Linked DNA regions of Homo sapiens: region 2 is linked to region 1. The links are chromatin loops, found by intact Hi-C in ENCODE. Cell type or tissue: heart right ventricle. All regions are shown on one strand.

What was found. A loop is a pair of places that touch in the nucleus more often than their neighbours do. Peaks named below come from ENCODE experiments on the same cell type or tissue, not always from the same donor. Only the 100,000 strongest peaks of a DNase experiment are listed, where the experiment ranks them.
Region 2: a loop joins it to region 1, with 2.7 times the contacts of the local background. A loop is called at or near these places in 73 of 110 quality-filtered maps.

The regions. Positions count from the first base shown.
Region 1 is chr3:33,064,182-33,066,681 of GRCh38, forward strand. GLB1 (galactosidase beta 1) reads right to left here. Exons shown (of 16, transcript NM_000404.4): 5 at 1,282-1,376. Among named protein-coding and RNA genes, the nearest start is that of GLB1, 32 kb to the right of the region's middle. In heart right ventricle, a CTCF peak has its summit at 1,022 (motif pointing left); no DNase peak of the experiment used is centred here.
Region 2 is chr3:32,950,621-32,953,120 of GRCh38, forward strand. It overlaps CCR4 (C-C motif chemokine receptor 4), which reads left to right and starts at 1,024. Exons shown (of 2, transcript NM_005508.5): 1 at 1,024-1,070. In heart right ventricle, no CTCF peak of the experiment used is centred here; a DNase peak (open chromatin) is centred at 1,080.

The DNA of each region.
Region 1 (2,500 bases):
TAATCCCAGCACTTTGGGAGGCTGAGGTGGGTGAATCACCTGAGGTCAGGAGTTTGAGACCAGCCTGGTCAACATGGTGAAACCCTGTCTCTACTAAAAATACAAAAACATAGCCAGGCATCGTGGTGCACGCCTGTAATGCCAGCTACTTGGGAGGCTGACACAGGAGGGTCGCCTGAACCTGGGAGGCAGAGGTTGCAGTGAGCCGAGATTGTGCCACTGCATTCCAGCCTGGGCGACAGAGCGAGACTCTGTCTCCTAAAAAAAAAAACAAAAAACCTTTACTCTTTTCCATAAGAGCATCCTTGGTCATAGCCGGGCACGGTGGCTCACGCCTGTAATCCCAGCACTTTGGAAGGCCAAGGCGGGCAGATCACCTGAGGTCAGGAGTTTGAGACCAGCCTGGCCAACATGGCGAAACCCCGTCTCTACTAAAAATACAAAAATTAGCCAGGCATGGTGGCATGCGCCTGTAATCCCAGCTACATGGGAGGCTGAGGTGGGAGAATTGCCTGAACTCAGAAGGCAGAGGTTGCAGTAAGCCGAGATTGCCCCACTGCACTCCAGCCTGGGCAACGGAATGAGACTCTCTCTCAAAAAAAAAAAAAAAAAAAAAAGAGCATCCATGGCATCCTTGGTCAATGTCCAATGAACATGGTTTTATGTTTCACCTAAGTAATTTTACCAACACCAAAAACTGTTAAAGTTCAATGTACCCCACAGTATATTAGTCCTTGCAGAGCCAAGAACACATAGAAGAAGGAGAATGGGGCAGGAAGTAAGAGAGGAAACATAACAGCCAGCCCCAATTGACCATATCCTTTTCCATTCCAGGGTTATCTGACTGTCAAGGCAGTGCCGATACCAAAGTGTTTCAGTCCACGCTGCATGCCTGCTGCCAGAAAACAATATTGCAGGAGAAACAGAGAGACAAACTCTGGGATCCACAGAATTAGGGTGCTATCCTAATTCTGCCACCTGCTGGCTGGGTGACCTTAGCCAAGTCACTTAACCTTTTCAAACTTCCTCACTGAAAAAAGAAGGTGGTTGGAAGAATTGAATAGCATTTACAAGGCACCCAGCACAAAGCCTGCCACATAGCAGGCATTCAAAAATGGCAATGCCTTCCCAAATGCAATTGAACTAAAAGCACTATCTGTGGCATTACCTCTTAAAGAAACAGACCTATGAGGCTCATGTCTGCATCACTTCTATCATTTATGTAATGTAGATGGATGGGAACCCCTCCCCCAATCCATCCATGCTCAACTCCAGGGTTACCTGCACTGTTATAACTGGCCCTCCATTCTGATAGAGGAGAGGCTTCATCTTGGGCAGAAGGACTCCCAACCACTTGTCCACAGCTGCCAGGTAATCTGGAAAACAAGAAAAGTTTAACACAAGCTTGTCCAACCCCAGCCTGTAAGCCACATGCAGCCCAGGATGGCTTTGAATGTGGCCCAACACAAATTCGTAAACTTTTTAAAAACATTCTGAGTTTTCTGGCTGGGTGCGGTGGCTCACGCCTGTAATCCCAGCACTTTGGGAGGCTGAGGCAGGCAGATCACCAGATGTCGGGAGTTCGAGACCAGCCTGACCAACATGGAGAAACCCCATCTCTACTAAAAATGCAAAATTAGCCAGGCTTGGTGGCGCATGCCTGTAATCCCAGCTACTTGGGAGGCTGAGGCAGGAGAATTGCTTGAACCCGGGGGGGCGGAGGTTGCGGTGAGCCAAGATCGCACCATTGCACTCCAGCCTGGGCAACAAGAGTGAAACTCTGTCTCAAAAAAAAAAAAAAAAAAAATTATGATTTAGTACAAAGAGACACCAGTGCAGCCTTATTACACCAGGGCTGGCAGCAGAGATCAGGATATACAGGACTCGACAAGTACCTTCTGAAGTAAAAGTCTCATAAAAGTTGTCCTGCATGTAGTTGTCTCCTCAGCTGAGCTCCTCAGGGGACGAGGACCAGTGTGCCTGTATCCATCTGCTATGGTTGGAATGTTTGTCCCTCTGAAACTCATGTTGAAATCGAATCCCCAATGTGGTAGTATTGAGAGGTGGGGCCTTTAAGAGGTGTTGAGTCATGAGGGCTCAGCCCTCATAAGTAGATCAATCCACTCATGGATTAATAGATTAATAGGTTAATGGATTCATGGGTCATCATGGGAATGGGACTGGTGGCTTTATAAGAAGAGGGAGAGAGATCTGAGCTAGGACACTCAGCCCCCTCACCATGTGATGCCCTGTGCCCCCTCAGGACTCTGCAGAGTCCCCACCAGCAAGAAGGCCCTCACCAGATATAGCCCCTCCACCTTGAACTTCTTGGCCTCCATAACTGTAGGAAATAAATGCTTTTCTTTATAAATTACTCAGTTTCAGGTATTCTGTTACAAGCAACAGAAAACAGACTAAGACCATCCTTGCCACAGGACACAAAGCCTGGAGCATAGAACATATCCAAGCAATGTTTGCTGAATGAAGAAAAGAGTGACTG
Region 2 (2,500 bases), 110 kb before region 1:
AAGTGAAGATCAAGACCTCAGCCAAGACCACTGCCAATGAAGCTCCGCAATCCCCAAGCAGAAGGCGCTTGGGTGAGGGGTCTTCCTGACTCAAAAGGACTTGAAGCTATGTTGCCAGGCCACTTCACACTGGTTTGAGGCCATGTCAACTATTGAATCAAAGAATGTGGTTGGCTGATGCCTTCCAAGTCACTCACAGACACATACATTTGGACAAATTTTTCTCTTCTCTCTTCTTGAATATCCTTTTTCTTGACTATCTCTGGCCTTCCTTCTCACCCTGGCCTCTCAGATCCCAGTTGTCAGGAGAACATTGCACATCTTGATTGCTGGCCCCTGCATATCCATGATGAGAAACTAGCAAACAGGTTGCTGATCCAAAATGTAGAGATCATTGCTACCGCATATGGCCAGTTAAATGGAATTTTTTTTTTTAAACTAAAAAGCGAAAAAGGAGTGGCTGATTCCTGTAATCCCAGTGCTTTAGGAAGCTGAGGTGGGAGGATTGCTTGAGGCCAGTAGTTCAAGATGAGCCTGGGCAATATAGCAAGACCCCTATCTCCCCAAAAATTAAAATTAGTCAGTCATGGTGGCTTGCACCTCTAGTCTCAGCTACTTGGGAGACTAAGGCAGGAGGATCACTTGAGCCCAGGAGTTCAAGGTTACGGTGAGCTATGATTGCACCACTGAACACCAGTCTGGGTGACAGAGTGAGACCCTGTTTCTTTAAAAAAATCTCTTTTTTAAAAACCAACAAATACATTTTTGTATTTTTAAAAAAACTAAAAATCTTTTTTAAAAAGAAAATGACTTCATTTTTTTTCTTAATCTTTTTTTGGCACATCTTCTTGGCCTTCGGTCTTGGGAAATGACTAAGAATCATTTTCTGCTTCCTACTTCTATCAAAAAACCCCACTTGAACTTAGTACAGTTGGGTGAGGGAGATAACTCGTGCTCACAGGAAGCCACGCACCCTTGAAAGGCACCGGGTCCTTCTTAGCATCGTGCTTCCTGAGCAAGCCTGGCATTGCCTCACAGACCTTCCTCAGAGCCGCTTTCAGAAAAGCAAGGTAAGCAGGGACGGGGACATTCCCAGGGTCTTGGGTCGCACACTGCTTTCTGGACCTGGCTGAGATGCTCAGGCCCCTCACGAGTCTAGGGCTTACACTTGGCACCTACCTTGCAGCCCACACACCTTCTACCTGTCCCCACACCCTCTGAGCCCTCATCTGATGGGCACTAATTTATGCAGGACTCTCTTCCTGCACACATCTGGCCTGAGTCCACATGCCCCAAATAAATAGATCATTTTCATAAAAAATATACACTTGTCTGCTTCTTGCTTCTAGCAAGACTCCCAGGCAAGAAATACCACACACGCAAGGCCTACAGAATAATTCCAGACACTTACCAGCTGTGTCTCCTGGCTTTTTGTTCTCCTGATAATTTCCTAACTCCTCAGCCTTGTTTATGCCTTTCATTTTCACTGGTAAAATGGTGGAGAAAGACTAGAATTGTTAGTCATTCAACAAACTTTTTTGGAGACTCTGTGATGTAACAGGTGTTCAGTATCTATTTGCATGAGTAAACCAAAATCTTTTTTCTTTCTTTTTTTCTTTTTCTTTTCTTTCCTTTTTATTTTTTATTTTTTTTGAGACAGGATTTCACTCTGCTGCCCAGGTTGAAGTGCAATGGTGCCATCATAGCTCACTGCGCCTTGAACTCCTGGGCTCAAGGGATCCTCCTGCCTCAGCCTCCTGAGTAGCTGGTACTATCAGCACGTACCACCACACCCAGCTAACTTTTAAAACAATTTTTTGTAGAGACAGGGTCTCCTTATGTTGCTCACGCTGGCATGGAGCTCCTTGGCTCAAGTGATCCTCCCTCCTCGGCCTCCCGACGTGCTGGGATTATAGGCGTGGGCCACTGCACACCTGGCTTCAAAAGCCCTTTCTTGAGAAACACAGTTTGGGCATTGGGTGTGTGGTGGTGGGGGTGTGGGGAGAGATCGAATGTGAATTTACTGACGAATGTGAAAAGGATTTTAACAAGGAATGTGAGGGTCCCACAAAAGCCTCAAGAAGGAAGCAAGGGAGTGGCCTTGAGTCGGAAAGCCCTTCAGCCCTGAATTGCTCTGATACACATGTCAGCATGTGATTAATTTTAAGAAGATTTCAACCTCTTTATCTGCCAATTTAGATAGGAAGTGAAGGTGGTTGGGGAGGTAGAGGTTTTATTTCTGGCTGTGATGTGTGTTTTCTAGATCCATCAGGTGAATTCCCACTCTAATAGGATTCTGTGCGTAGAATTGATTTTTACGTGCAGTTTGATGATGATCATGATCATATAAAATACACCCAATTGAGAATTGTTCAACTGATTTTGTCATCCCTGAAAGTGATTTCAGTAACCCCAGACTATGAAATATCTTTTTGAAACACATCCTCAAAGAACACCTGCTTGAAAGGGGGTTTTACGATCCTCACTTACAAATGAGAGA